Linked DNA regions of Homo sapiens: region 2 is linked to region 1. The links are chromatin loops, found by intact Hi-C in ENCODE. Cell type or tissue: CD14-positive monocyte. All regions are shown on one strand.

What was found. Hi-C counts contacts between places; a loop is a spot of excess contacts. Peaks named below come from ENCODE experiments on the same cell type or tissue, not always from the same donor. Only the 100,000 strongest peaks of a DNase experiment are listed, where the experiment ranks them.
Region 2: a loop joins it to region 1, with 2.4 times the contacts of the local background. A loop is called at or near these places in 10 of 110 quality-filtered maps.

What each region holds. Positions count from the first base shown.
Region 1 is chr12:64,546,390-64,554,389 of GRCh38, reverse strand. It overlaps a transcript of RASSF3 not described here. Among named protein-coding and RNA genes, the nearest start is that of RASSF3-DT, 59 kb to the left of the region's middle. RefSeq lists an enhancer at 4,738-4,787. In CD14-positive monocyte, CTCF peaks have their summits at 4,431 and 4,631 (motif pointing left); a DNase peak (open chromatin) is centred at 4,629.
Region 2 is chr12:64,778,197-64,786,196 of GRCh38, reverse strand. It overlaps a transcript of TBC1D30 not described here. Among named protein-coding and RNA genes, the nearest start is that of GNS, 23 kb to the right of the region's middle. RefSeq lists silencers at 5,167-5,266, 5,347-5,626. In CD14-positive monocyte, no CTCF peak of the experiment used is centred here; DNase peaks (open chromatin) are centred at 3,496, 3,796 and 5,186; H3K4me3 peaks cover 2,904 bases; H3K27me3 peaks cover 4,358 bases.

The DNA of each region.
Region 1 (8,000 bases):
AAGGTTGCAGTGAGCCAAGATCGCGCCACTGCACTCCAGCCTGGGCGACAAGAGTGAAACTCCATCTCAAAAACAAACAAATGAAAAAACCACACACACATTTCAATCTACTGAATTTGCTCTTGTCAGGATTAATCCCTCCATTTGCTAAGCCCAGTGCTCATCTGAATTTTGACAGCATTGACCCTGAACCTTTGCTTTCGTCACATTTTATGAGGGACAGTGACCCAGAGAAGAGAAAGATAGTCATAGGTCTGAAAAGAGAAGAATGTGTTCTGTTGTGTTCTTCAAATCAGAAACTGGGCCAATGGGCTAAAACTACAGGGAGACAAATGCATTCTTAATCCAAAAGTGCATAGTCCTAACCATGCCCCAGACAACTTTTTTTTTTCTTTCTTTTTTTTTTTTTTTTTGAGACAGGATCTCACTCTGTCACCCAGGCTGGAATGCAGTAGCGTAATCACAGCTCACTTCAGCCTTGGCCTCCCAGGCTCAGGGAATCCTCCCACCTCAGCCTCTCGAGTTGCTAAGATTACAAGTACATGCCACCATGCCTGGCTAATTTTTGTATTTCTTGTAGAGACAGGTTTTTGCCATGTTGGCCAGGTTGGTCTTGAACTCCTGGGCTCAAGTGATTCACCCACCTCCACCTCCCAAAGTGCTGGGATTACAGGTGTGAGCCACTGCACTCAGTCCAGACAACTTCTTAAATTAAGAAACTTCCCTTCTGGAGAAATGCTTACGTAGAGGCTGGATGGTCACCTGTTGGATTATAAGCCTGATTGGAAAGGAAGTCAGGTTGCCTGACATCCAAGGTCTCGTCTCCTTCTGAGATTTGGTGATTTCTGTGACCTGGACAGTGCATCAGATGTTTTTTGACCCCAAATGGCATACTTCTCTTTGCAAATGACATATTATCCTGAAGCATCTATCTTCTTGTAATTCTTAATAACTCTTCCAAATTTCTTTGCAGTAGTTTACCAGTACCACAATTGGCAAACTTTCAACTCTCCCTGGCCCAATGTCAGGAATATTTAACCCCCCGGTCCACCCTCACTTGTCAGCAGTTCTGCACTTAGACATATAGCTGTTTGCTTCCTATTTAAACTGAACCTAGTGTAATTATTGAACTGGACTTCTAATAATGATATTAACAAAGTTACCGAAAAGGAAAAGCTAACAACTTGCAGACCTCTAAAGTTGGTACTGAGCATATAAAATATCATGTGATATCAAAAAGAGATTGTGTGGAAAGTGCTGCAGGATGAGGGCAGACAGAAAACGTTTATAGACTCACAGGCCTTTGGTGTGTGGCACCACACCCGGCTAATTTTTGTATTTTTAGTGGAGATGGGGTTTTGCCATGTCGGCCAGGCTGGTCTCGATCTCCTGACCTCGTGATCCACCCGCCTTGGCCTCCCAAAGTACTGGGATTATAGGTGTGAGCCACCGAGCCCGGCCCCAAGTTGCTATTTTTGAAAATAAGGACGGAGGCCGGTGAGCAGAGATTGCGCCATTGCACTCCAGCCTGGGTGACAAGAGCGAAACTCCATCTCAAAAAAAAGAAAGAAAGAAAAAGAAAATAAGGATAGAATCAACCCAAATGCCCACCAATGATAGACTGGATAAAGGAAATGTGGTACATATACACTATGGAATACTATGCAGCCATATAAAGGAACGAGATCATGTCCTTTGCAGGGACATGGATGGAGCTGGAAGTCATTTTTCTCAGCAAACTAACTCGGGAACAGAAAACCAAACACCACATGTTCTCACTTATAAGTGGGAGCTGAACAATGAGAACACATGGACACAGGGAGGGGAACAACACACACTGGGGCCTGTCAGGAGGTGGGGTAGCGGGAGGGAGAGCCTTAGGAAAAATAGTTAGTGGATGTTGGGCTTAATACCTAGGTGATGGGTTGATAGGTGCAGCAAACTGCCATGGCACACATCTGCCTATGTAACAAATCTGCACATCCTGCACATGTACCCCAGAACTAAAAATAAAAATTAAATTTATCCTGCACATGTACCTGCACATCCTGCACATGTACCCCAGAACTAAAAATAAAATTAAAAAAAGAAAATAAGGGCAGTGGAACCCAGGGTTCAAATCTCTTGCCCGAGTTCTCCTGGGTCTCAGGTCTCAGCTTTCCCTCTACCCTTTCCTTTCTCTCTTTCCTCCTTCCCTTTCTAGCCAAGCGCCCTGGCTCCCCAAAGTAAATTTTCCCATGTCCTTTAAAAAACAAAGCACAGAGAAAATGTTGCTTGCTCAGAGTCACATTACAATATTTAAATAAAACTAACTCTAAGGCCCCCCTAAATTTAGGGTCTGGGTGTGACTGCATTGTTTCTGTTCTTGGACCAACAAACCCCAGGGGTTTTCTGATGGCTTTTGGAAAGCTGTTTGCTCTTGTGTAAGGCGGGTGGACGTTGCTGTGCACATCTCGTAATCTATTTGAAGATAATATCTCTCAGTCTCACAGAAAAACTGAAAATATTTTGGAAAACATTTCGTAGTTGTAAAACTAGCTGTGGACCTTTGGCAAGTTGGTTCGCCTCTCTTTAACTGAAGACTGCTGTTAACCACAAACACGCTTACAAACCATGTGTCTATGCCAAGTTCTAGGCTAAATGGACAAATACGATTGTTGTGAGTATTAAAGAAAACAATAATATTAGTTAACATTAATTGAAGTTTCCCACCAAACACCAGGCTAAGTACTTTTCTATGCATTGCCTAATTAAATCTCCACAGCAATGCTAAGTAGTAGACATGATTACATTTACTACATGCATATTATTTTTGAGACAGGGTCTTACTCTGTCTCCCAGATTGGAGTGCAGTGGCATGATCATGGCTCACTGCAGCCTCAACCTCCCAGGTTCAAGTGATCGTCCCACCTCAGCCTCCTAAGTAGCTGGGACTACAGGCGCGCACCACCATGCCCGGCTAATTTTTGGCATTTTTTGTAGAGCCAGGGTTTTGCCATGTTGCCCAGCCTGGTCTCAAACTCCTGGGCTCAAGTGATCCACTCGCCTCAGCCTCCCAAAGTGCTGGGATTACAGGAGTGAGCCTATTAAATACATTTTGCATGTTATAGTGCCCGCCTATTACATACATTTTATGGATGAGATTAAGTGACTTAACTAAGTCCATTCAGCAAATATGCGGCTGTATACCTTGACCGTCCTTGCTCTTAATCTGTGCATAGGTACTTTGTACATGTCTGGTACTGTAAAGTGCTGTAGAAGTAAGTCTAGTGGCCATCTTTGGGGGTTATGGATATTCCTAACATCTTCCTCTGGTCTCTGCCCCTACTTCTGAATTTGAATAAGGGTGAAACCAAGATCAAACAGCCATCTCGGGCAAGCTTGAGGAGGGAAAAGGAGTCATAGAAACAGTAGCCTAAGGAATGTGTGGGTGGAGGTGGGGTGCTGTGGGTTGAAGTATTCCCTTAGCAGTGAGCCGGCAGGATTGGAACATTTTCGGGCTTTATGGACATGAGCATCAGCTCTTTCTCTCTTTTTTTTTTCCTTTCTTTCTTTCTTTTTTTTTTTTTGAGATGGAGTCTCTCTCCCTCTCTCAGGCTGGACTGCAGTGGCTAGATCCTGGCTCACTGCAACCTCCTCCTGGGCTCACGCAATTCTCCCACTTCAGCCTTCCAAGTAGCTGGGGTTACAGGCACCCACCACCACTCCTGGCCTCCTTTTTCTTTTCGTTTTTTGGAGACGGAGTCTTGCTCTGTTGTCCAAGCTGGAGTGCTGTGCCACAATCTTGGCTCACTGCAACCTTGCCTCCCGGGTTCAAGCGAATCTCCTACGTCAGCCTCTGGGATTACAGGTGTGCACCACCACACCTGGCTAATTTTTGTATTTTTAGTAGAGATAGGGTTTCGCCACGTTGGCCAGGCTGGTCTTGAACTCCTGACCTCAGGTGATCCACCCACCTCGGCCTCCCAAAGTGCTAGGATTACAGGCATGGGGCACTGTGCCTGGCTATTTCTCTTTTCTTTTCTTTCTCTTCTCTTCTCCTTTTCTTTCTCCTCTCCTCTCCTCCTCTCCCCTCTTCTCTCTTCTCCCTTTCTTTCCCCTTCTCGTTTCCTTTCCCTTTCTTGTTTTCCCCTTACATGTTAAATATATTGAAGAATAATTTACACAAAATAAAACGCATTCTTCTTTGTTTCCTTAGTTTTAAAGCAAGATTTATCTCCTTTAGATTCCCAGTAGGAAAAGAGAAAAGAGAGGGCAGGAAGGAGAACTTTAATGGAGGTGGGAAGGGGGTGGGGGGCGCTGAGACTATAGATAAAATCTCTGTGTTATTTCTTCTTTTGTAAAATCACTTAATTTCTGTAAAACTTAATCACCTCCCTCATCAATCAAAGTGAGAATAATAATATCTTGATAGACTTGTGGTAAGCATGAAAGAATATCTGACAGACACAAAGAAGCTTAATTCATGTTAACAATGAAATGATATTGATATGATTGTGTCTAAACCTTAGGACTGTGCAAGGAGTGCTCAAAAACACAAGCAATCATTAGATATTTATTGTTTTTCTTTGAATCCGTGGCACACAGACAAACATATAGGAGTCAATGCTAGAGCTCCCTCTGGTGGCTTTGCTGTCACAAACACACCAACTACTGTATCCCTACCTCCGCTTATGGGGCTCAGGAGAGAGAGGCTGTGCTGGCTGCTGGCCGCCATGTCAACACCCCCCACAGGAGGGGAGCTTGGTAGAGGCCTTGCTACAGGTGCTTTCATCAGAAAGTTTTACCATTGACTCCTAATGATTAAGAATAATTAATTCCCCAGGTGTGAAATTGAACTGTGTGAAATTAGCTGGTATTGAATCTTTACTGACAGAAATGGTAACTTTATGTCATTGAATCTAGTAATTGCTGCTATAATTAAAAATCTGAGTGTGTAAAGTAGTAAATCAGTTACAAAGGAAACAAACATACAACAAAGGAAGCAAAGTGCACAATGACTTTAAGAATGACTTTGTGGCCTCTGATTAGCTTTCAACATTTAAAAATTCTTTTTAGAGATAGGGTCTCACTATGTTGTCCAGGCAGTTCTCAAATTTCTGGGCTCAAGTGATCCCCCCAAAGTGTTGGGATTATAGGCCAGAACCACTGCACCCGGTCTTCTGTAGGATCTACAACTGGCAGAAGAACAGTCTGTCTCTCCACATTTAGTCAAACCCCTCAGGGATTTTAATAACTAGGACTGTTTTCCTTATTTCCAGTATCTCTTCTAACACCTTCACCCTTATGTCCCCACCTTACCCCAATTAGAAATTCAAGTGTTGTTGGGCTATCGTACCCCACTTTTCTGGGAGTTCACTCAGACCTTCCCTTTCCTTTCCCACTTGGGAAAGGATCCACTCTCAGGGCCTTGAAGACAATTGATTGTGAAGTCCACATCCTCTGAGAAAGACCAGATCAAGGGCTTACAAAAATTACTAACCTCTGAGTCTTAACTTCACTAATGACAATTTGAAAATTGGAACAGATCAAACCACTGGATCATTCCCTCACCCTGCCCACCAAATCTTAAAGCACTAAGCCCTTTAAAATTGAATTTTAAAATGGATTTAAAATTTAAAGATTTTAGGTGGAATACATTACTCAGGAGACTATGGATGAATTTATAGTGAGCTAAGTTTGTTTGTGAACTGCTGGAAAGGGTATAAACTGGTATGAAGTTCCTATTAAAGAAGTTGGCAGTATGTATTAAGGGCTATTAAAACTCTTGACCGATAAATCCTCCTTCAGAATCTGTATTAAGGAAACAAGAAGAAATGTAGGAAAAGATTTTCATACAAAGATATTGTTGCAGCTTCATGTTCAACAGTAAGAAATGCACCAAAAGAAGTAAAATTGTTGGCCAGGTGCTGTGGCTCATGCCTATAATCCTGGCACTTTGGGAGGCCAAGGCAGGAGGATAGCTTGAGCCCAGGAGTTCGAGACCAGCCTGACCAAGATGGTGAGACCTCTTCTCTACAAAAAAAATAAATAAATAAAAATAAAAAAAACTAGCTGGGCATGATGGTGCCTGCCCATGGTCCCAGCTACTTGGGAGGCTGAGGATCCCTTGAGCCCAGGAGATCAAGACTGCAGTGAGCTGTGATTGCGCCACTGCACTCCAGCCTGGGCGACAGAGTGAGACCCTGTCTCAAAATAAATAAATAAAATACAATAAAAAATTTAAAAAGATATGAAGTAGAATTGTTAAATCAATATGAAAGATTCATAAATATTACACCTTAGAGCTCACTTTTTCAGAGAATATAGAGCGGCAGGAAACATGGTCACATTGTAAGGAAGGGTGAAAACATATCTATGTCTGTATCTATCCAAATACTGATTTCCAGTTTTACGAAGAAATACATATAGACAATGGACACTGAAAAAAGAGAGGAATGAAGGACACTAAAATACTAAGGGCAATTATATCTCTCTGGGTGGTGGGATTATAGGCAATTTTAACGTTTTTCTTAACCTTTTTACATTTTCCACAGTTTCTTTAATAATCATGCATTGTTTTTATAATCACAAAAATATATGCAATACAACAGGAATTTGATCCTGAATCAAGGTTGTGGGGGGGAAGAATTTGATTTGAAAAATCGATCAAAGTTGAGTTTCATCTTCTTCATGGTATTGAATTTAGAAACTGAATACCAGCTTTCATCAAACTCTAAAGCTGACAAATAACTAAATATGTTTTAAAATATTTTATAGTTGAAAAGTTCCTTCCTTCCTTCCTTCCGTCCTTCCTTCCCTTCTTTTTTCTTTCTCTTTTTTTTGAGACGGAGTCTCACTCTGTTGCCAGGCTGGAATGCAGTGACATGATCTCCGCTCACTGCAACCTCCGCCTCCTGCGTTCAAGCGATTCTCCTGCCTCAGCCTCCTGAGTATCTGGGACTACAGGTGTGTCCCACCACGCCCAGTTAATTTTTGTATTTTTAGTAGAGATGGGGGTTTCATTATGTTGGCCAGGATGGTCTCAATCTCTTGACCTTGTGATCCGCCTGCCTCAGCCTCCCAAAGTGCTGGGATTACAGGCGTGAGTCACCGTGCCTGGCTTTTTTTTTTTTTTTTAGATCAAGTCTCTCTCTGTCACACAGACTGGAGTACACTGGTGTGATCTCGGCTCACTGCAACTTCCACCTCCTGGGTTCAAGCAATTCTCGTGCCTCAGTCTCCTGAGTAGCAGGGATTACAGGTGTGTGCCACCACACTTGGCTCATTTTTTAATATTTAGTAGAGACGGGGTTCACCATGTTGGCCAGGCTGATCTTGAATTCCCAGGCTCAAGCAATCCACATGCCTCGGCTTCCCAAATGTTGGGATTACAGGTGTGAGCCACCATGCCTGGCCCCAACAATCTTTCAATGTCCTCTCCATATCAAAAAGTGGGAGCAAAATAAGAATGAGGGAATGGTTTTTGTGGTTCTTGGCCAAATTCTATAGCTTCTAGGAGTTTCTGCTTAAATAGTTCTTTTCAAGGACCAAATTGAAACCTTTCTGAAGTTTATCGCTCTATCAGTGCTTGAAGCCAACAACACTGGGGATTATAATTGGGTTGAGAGATCTCCTACATAATCAGCTGACACACATATCCAAAAGGCTAAAATCCTGGGTCTTGAGATATTGACAAGATTTAGAATTCTGTTAATGACTTGAGAACCATTGCATTTATCATTCATCACCTTTAAAGCCAATAAGAAAAAAAGTTAAGTGCAGTATCAAATCAATTCACAAGAGTAGACTGATTTGATAGACTATTAAAACAATGTATTGGCCAGGTGCAGTGGCTCACGCCTTTTATCCCAGCACTTTGGGGGGCCTAGGCGGGTGTATCACGAGGTCAGGAGATCGAGACCATCCTGGCTAACATGGTGAAACCCCGTCTCTACTAAAAATACAAAAAACTAGCTGGGCGTGGTGGCAGGCGCCTGTAGTCCCAGTTACTTGGGAGA
Region 2 (8,000 bases), 230 kb before region 1:
AACTGTCTGAGTTGTTCCTTGTTCTTAGTTCTGAGGGTATAAGCTTGCATTTAAAACTTCTCAATATATTCACAAACACAGACTGTTGGCTCAGCTTTCCTAACATTCTAGTTGCATGTGGCAAAAGAAGTAACCCAATTCCAGTACTTACTTCTCTTCTGTGACACAGCCTGCAAGCAGGCAGTCACAATATCACAGTTCCTCTGCACTTTATGCAGAAGCCTATCTTTCTGCTTCAGATGCCGAAGTAACTTGGCCGACTGGATGCCAATTCTGTACTTTAGCTCTCGAAGGATCGTCTTCAGTTCATTAGCGTCTATCAGTAAAGAAAAATAAGAATAACGATTAATACCTTGAGAGGAATACAAATTCCAGTGTGATATTAGTCCAAAGATAAATAGAACATCCATTTAAACCAACTAATTCTAGGTTTTCACTCAAGATTACATGTATGCATTCAGCTCGGACATTCCGATCAAATAAGTCACTCATTTATCTGCCCTGTCCATGAGACAGATACTGTAAGGTAAATTTATCCTTAAGCCTATCTGTAACATGGAGCAAAAACTCCTACTTTTACCATATCTAGCTCTGGCTGCAAATTTACTTTTCATTGCCTGAAAACTGGCATGTATATTTTGTACCACTGAAGTGTTCAGATGGTAAGCTTGCTAGAAAAGAATCTTTTTTAGTCTGTTACATTAATAATAAACCTAACAGCTAATTAAAAAAAAAAAAAAGTCTTTAAAGGCCAGGCGTGGTGGCTCACACCTGTAATCCCAGCACTTTGGGAGGCCAAGGAGGGCAGATTACCTGAGGTCAGGAGTTGGAGACCAGCCTGACCAACATGGAGAAACCCCATCTCTACTAAAAATACAAAATTAACTGGGAGTGGTGGCACATGCCTGTAATCCCAGCTACTCCAGAAGCTGAGGCAGAATTGCTTGAACCCGAGAGGAGGAGGCTGCAGTGAGCCAAGATCGCGCCATTGCACTCCAGCCTGGGCAACAAGAGCGAAACTCCGTCTCAAAGAAAAAAAAAAAAAAAAAGTCTTTAAAGTACTCATCTATGTTTACAAATGATGAGCTAAAAGTAAATAATTTTACCACATTTTGTAATGTAGATGAATGTGGCAATACTGATTTTGTTTTGAATATCCAGTCTTCCAATAGCCTAAAAACATTTTGTCTTAGAGGTACAATATTTCATCTTAGAGCCTCAGCAATTTTTCAAATATGGTAGAAAATAAATTTCCTTTACACAGATAAATTACAATAATTCTACATTCATAAAACTAATATTCACAACAGCAGTTTTTTTTTTTTTACTTTATTTTACTTTAAGTTCCAGGATACATGTGCAGAGTATGCAGGTTTGTTACAGGTATACATGTGCCATGGTGGTTTGCTGCACCCATCAACCCATCACCTAGGTTTTAAGCCCCACATGCATTAGGTATTTGTTCTAATGCTCTCCCTCCCCTTAACAGCAGTTTTTCTATAGGTCAAAACAAATTTGGGAACCAGAATTGTCTACTGTCTTTATATAAATGATCATTACGATTTGGGAGGAGGTTTTTTTTGGTCACATTTGATATGATTAGTCACTAGAGCATGATCTAGTAGGCAGGCAAAGCCTTCCACTCAACTTAACCTTAGCTAGCCCCCCATTAGAGGTTCTCTGTGGGGTTTGGATCTACTCATTTTTAAAGGGATATGGAGAAACTAAAGAGAATCAGAAGAGAAGAAAATAAATGCTCAAAAGTAGAAATGCACTCTAGAGATCAAAGTCAACTTTTGGGGTCTGTAACAAACAAATGCAGGGTTCTCAAACCTGACCTCACCATGGAAAATGCATTTGGCCCTGAGTTAAAAAGGACTGCTTTTGGATCAGCCAACTCTCTGAGTGATTTTTAGGCAAGGAAGTGTGCTCCAAGTCTCAAATTATGCCTAGCATACAGGATTATGCTGAGAAACAAATGGGTATGGTCTTTATAAACACTAACATAAATAACGCTTTAAGTAAAAATAAGGAATTACCATGAAGAAGAGGGCAAAGGCTAGTTCTTCCTGTCCCCCTAATTTTAAACATAGTAGGATATAATGAAAAGAGAACATTTAAGTTAAATGAAAATATGATTAAATATGAGAAAAAGCCTACAAGAGGCAACCAGAGGCTCTTCATTCCTAGATGCCTTCAGATAGAACAAACATCTTTCTCTGAATATTTCAATATTTTGGGCTGGGCACGGTGGCTCACACCTGTAATCCCAGCACTTCAGGGGGCCGAGGCAGGCAGATCACCTGAGGTCAGGAGTTTGAGACCAGCCTGACCAACATGGTGAAACCAAAGAACCAAATCAACATTTTCCTTCTAGAAATAAAAGGGGTAGGAATATAATCACAAAACATTTAAATTATACTTTTCCTCCACAAAAGGGTTCTTACATTATCTCATTTCCAGTGATCCCTAAGGTGCCTACAACTCCAGTTCTCTGAATTACATTTATTGTTCAATATGGGAAAATTTTTTCAGAGTTGAGGGTGAAAATGTCTTTTACAGCAATATCTGCTGGTATAGAAGCCTCTTGGGGATGGAAACAGGTCTCTTTCATCTTTGAATGCTCCATGACATCGGCCATAGCCTCTTACACAGTGTTAAATAACTGAGGAAAAATAAGGACATTGTCAACTCACAACCTGTGCTCAGTGTCCTAAGGAATTCCAGGGTATATGATAAAAAGTTATATCTAACATCTGTTGAGCACTTCATACACTCTAACTTATGTAATTCTCACCACAGCCCTCTGAGGTAGGTATTATTATTATCCCTATTTATAAGAAAGTGAGACACAGAGATGTTAAATAGCTTGTCCAAGGTCACACAGCTGGTAAGGAACTGCGGCCGGATATCAACCCAGGAGTCTGACTCCAAAATTCATCCCCTTAACCAAGGAAATACTGAAGAGAGCCCAGATGTCCTGAGAAACCATTCTGGTGCCTCACCTAAAGGACCTACACATGTTAAATATATAGCTAAATAAGTGCTACAGCAAAATCCCTGGCAGGGAGAGGAGACAATACACAGGCTATCAGTATTGTATGACATTCTTACTGAATGCAGAGTAGTTATATTGGGGGGAATATTTTTTGAGCCTGAGAAAAAGATCAAATAACCTGATAAGCAGCATTCTTTACGCAGACAGCTGTATCATCACCTGATACTTTAATCTTAGCACGCGAATGATGTTATCAATAAAGGGGAGAGGGAGCATGTTAGTGTGTGTATGTGTGCACACGTAAGCACGCATATGTGTGTATAGGACTATTATGATATGGCATTTTGTTCATCTTAATAGGGTTGACTACAAGGGAAGAAAGGTTTAACCAGCAACTAGCTATGCAATAAGACCGAACAGGCAAAACGAACTATTACAGGGCTTGTGGATGGTTAGTTGTGTGGCCACTCATATGAAATCCACTTGCATAGTTAGCTGTACCGTTACTACTTCTTTAAACTTTAGTCTGCCAATTTTCCTCTTCAAAAAGGAAATTACTAATCCCCAGAATTCCCTCGGTGATGAAAAATGTAAAACCTTGTAAAAAGAGAAATCATAATTCTTCAAAATTGATTCTGTTGGAGTCTGAAAGAACTATTGCCCTATGGGACTTGTGGCATACACAGACACTCTGAGAACAACCAAATAATTCTATAAAATGAAATGGCACAGCTACAGCCAAAGTCCCAGGCAGGGGGAGGAACCTGGAAGCTATCTGTAACAATCAGCTGGGGAAAAAAAAAAAAAATCTTCACTAGGAAGTCAAAAGAGGAAGCTAAAAGCTGTTTACGTAGGTCTGAGAAAGCAGACAGATTTATTCTTTTCCTAGGTTTTTTTTTTTTTTAATACAGTGAGGAGATGGGAGACTCTCCTTCCTCCCTCCCCTGGTAACTCAGCCCAAGGACATTACTGTCAAGAAATGTTATGGTGGCTCGGCATCTGTTTTCCATACGTCACCTCATTTTGTAAATGGAGGTCTTGATATTTCTATACCAAAAAAGACAACTCTAATAACTGTGTTACTGCCTGAAAGGCAAGCTATTATGACCAGATGAAAAAAAAAAGTGTGACACGAGCTCAAGACACGAGCATCAGAGTCTCATAACAAAAGAAACACCAAATTAGCCTCTCTCCCTGAAAGCCAAGGCCATTTTCTCAGGTCGACCTCTCCATGCCAACTGAAGGTACCAGCAGTTAAATTCTGTAATAAACCTCAACACTCTAGGGCCCTCCACTAACCTGCCACCGAGAAGGAAAAAAAGAAAACAAAACAACAACAACAAAAATTCCTAGTGAGCTGCCTGGAACCGTACGCTCTGGCAGAAATAGAATTCACACGCTCTGCTTCGAAACCGCATTATCGAATTATTCTGCCTCACTAGTTAAACACTAAGTGGTGTGACCAGAGAAGGCGGACTTTAAAAACAAAAAAACAAAAAAAAAAAAAGGAAAGAACAGCCCTACGACTCGCCTCGATTCTGGCGGCGCCCTCTAGGTAGGTCAGGTATACGTATCAGAACCTCCAACCCTGTCCTAACAGCTGTTCAGGTGAAATTAGAATCTGGGCTGCCTCTCCCCTGGGGCCTCCGCGAACACACCGGGAGATGGGAGGAGGGAAGAGCGGGGAAACTGCCCACTCCATCAACTGACGCTTGATTCAATTACTCCGGAGAACTTAAGAACTAAGTGTGGACATAAATCTGTGCCACGGTGGGTACCACCGTCAGATCCAAAGAGACAGTATCTGAGCGCTCCGCCGAGCAGCCCAGGTGCGCGCTGGAGCGCGGGCAGAGACGGCGAGGACAACCCGGCTCCAGGAAGCCCCCGGGACCCTGCTGCGCCCGGCCCTCACCTTTCTGCCGCAGGTACAGCATCTGATGCCGCTGGCTCGGTCGCTCCTGCAGCTCCTGCAGCACGCGGGAGTCGCCGGCACCGCTGCGGCCGCCCAGGACCACGTCGGAGCCCGAGGCCTCGGTGGAGCTGTCGAGGCTGTCGCGGCGCCGCCGGCGGCCCTCGGCCCCGCGGCCCCCGCCCGCCGCCTCCTCCTCCTCTGTGCAGCTGTACAGCTCGTTGAGCAGCCCGCTCACCAGGGACGCCGTGCGGCTTGTGCGGCCGCCGCACGCCTCGCCGGGCTCCGTGTCCTCATCGCCGTCCCACGTGTCCCGGGAGCGCCGCGGCCGCTCCGCCGCTCCCCGGAGGCGCGGGGCTGGGGGAGCTGCAGGAATCGTTTCTTCCTCCTGACTCTCCAGCCTCGCCTCGCCACCGCCGCCGCGGAATTCCAGCTCCGTCCGGAGCCCCGGGCGGCCCCCGCCGGTGGGAAGGACGTCCATGGTCCCCGGCGCGCGGCTGCCCGGCTCCCGCTGCTCCTCCCGCCTCGCGGCGCCGGCCAGTTCCGGGAGGAGGCGCGGCTTCGTCCTCGCCGGTGGTGCCCTCCCGGGCGCGGCGCCAGCGGGCTCTGGATCCCCGAGGTGCCCGGGCCTCCCCCGAGCCGGCACCTGAGCCGCTCCCCTCCGCTCCGGACCGGGCGAGAAGGAGACTGCCACGCCACTGAGCTACCTGGGGCCACCTGCTGCCCGGGCCCGGCCTCTACCCAGAGCGCTCTCCCGTGCGCGAGAAGGCGCAGGACGTGGCCAGAACACCGTTGGGAAGAAGCCAGCAGCACGGAGGGGGAGGGCGCTGAGGCCGCCGCCACCTTCACTTTTAATTAAGCACGTGATTTAACTCAAAAAGAGGGTGACTCTTGCCTCTTATTCAGCCGCCAGCTAGAAATAATGCCCAGGAGGGTTCTAAACGCCCATCAATAGGCCCAGGCCAGGAGCTCCTTCTTGACATACTCGGAACACAATACCAGCCCTTCTCACTTTCCCACCTGATCTGAGCGCCTTCAAAAGCCTTCTTAGTTTAGTCTCTGACAATAAGCTTTCTAAAACTCTGAACACCTGGCAAATATCTGGGACTTAATAACGCTGTGAACTTTTTTCCTCCAGTGAAAACCAAAGCACTGGATTAAAATCAACTAATTCCCTGATACAAGATGTAACCAGAGTGAGGGTTTAATAAATGTTCTTGAGATGACCGAACTGATACATTAATTGAGCTAGTTTTGATGATGGTAGAATCAAAAATTTACAAGATACTGTGAGAGATGTATCTTACACTAGACCTCAATAGAACTCGGAACTGCCGCTCCACTGTAGATATTTTTGTGAAGTTAATAATTGGCAACATGTTTAGCGCTTTTTGTATGTCAGGCACTGTTCTTAGAGATTTGCATGAATTATCCCACTTAATCCTCACTTTAACCCTATAAAGCAGTTAAGTGTCGTTATATTCTCACTTTTCAGCTGAGGGAGCTGAGGCACGAAGAGGCTAAATAACGTGTCCATTCACAAAGAATAAAGTGAACTTTTCATAAAGTGTCTGGCTTTCATTATGGATGAATATATATTAGTCAAATGCTATTAAATACTTGACCACACTTCCAAAAGGGGCAACAACACACCTGGTGAACAACACTGGTGTTTCGTGTTTGTTCAGCACAGTTTTGTCTTCCAAGGCACTTTCATAATAGAGCCTGACCCTGCCGGTAGAAATCTGGTGTACCTTGACACCAGCACTGCAATAAAAGGGCCCTTTTTGAAACTGGAGTTAATATGAGACAAGCAGAAGTTGTACTTTTCGCTTAGGTATTCGGAATTTTAAATTATACTGGAAATATTATTTTATGGTTTTATAACTATATTAATGACTATTGTTACCATTTAATGTTTAAATGTATGAAATGAGAGTAGAATTCATTATTATATTGCTGTTTTGTTTTTTGAGGTCTTTTTCCCTGTTGTCCCTGGCATTCAACGAGTTCCAAGTCCTCCTTCGTATGCCAAACTTTGCAATGAGCAGGACTTTCAGAGGAGTAAACACTGAAATTGGACCTATTTTTTTAATTGGCTTCCCAGCCCTTTTTATCTCTTCCCCCTAAGAAGAGATGTGATTAACTGTTAGTCTTCAGCACTATTCTCATTTAGGGAATCTCCATCAGGAATTACAGGTAAAGAAACTCAAAGTGAGCTGAAGGGAAAAAAGAGACCAAGAAAACAATAGGTTATTGACATTCAACATTTCTAAGTTAATAAGAACTTCAAAATTATTTCCCATTCCCCATCATTACCAAATCTAAAGAGAGGAAAATGGCAAACTAAAAACTAACAAGGAAAGCACGCTTAAGATCATTGTACTTATGGAATGATCTTCCCCTAGATATTGGCATGACTCTGCTCTCACCAAGTCTCGTCTCTGCTTAAATGTCTTCTCTGTGAGCCGGGCGCGATGGCTCACACCTGTAATCCCAGCACTTTGGGAGGCCGAGGTGGACGGATCATGAAGTCAAGAGATCGAGACCATCCTGGCCAACATGGTGAAACCTCGTCACTACTAAAAATACAAAAATTAGCTGGGTGTGGTGGCCCATGCCTGAGAATCACATGAACCCAGGAGGCGGAGGTTGCAGTGAGCCGAGATCACGCCACTGCATTCCAGCCTGGGTGACTGAGTGAGACTCCATCTTAAAAAAAAAAAAAAAAAAAAAAAAAGGCTTCTCTGTGAATCACTCCATAACCACCCTATTTGACATTGCAGCTCCCCATCCCCCAGGTTTTCCTTAGTTCTCTTCCTTGTTCTTTTTTTTCCCATAATACCCTCTTCCCACATACTACAGTATATAATCTACTGATTTATTTTGTTATCTGTCTTTTGCCACTAAAATGTAAGCTTCCGAGCGCAGGAATTTTGTCTATTTTGTTCATTGATATATGCCCATCACTTAGAACAATCCCTGGCACATTGTAACTGCTCAATAAATATTTGTTTAATTAACTAATTGAATGAATACCATGAAAACCAGAGAAAAAAACAACCAATTACCTACTTTCCTAAGAAAAGTTAA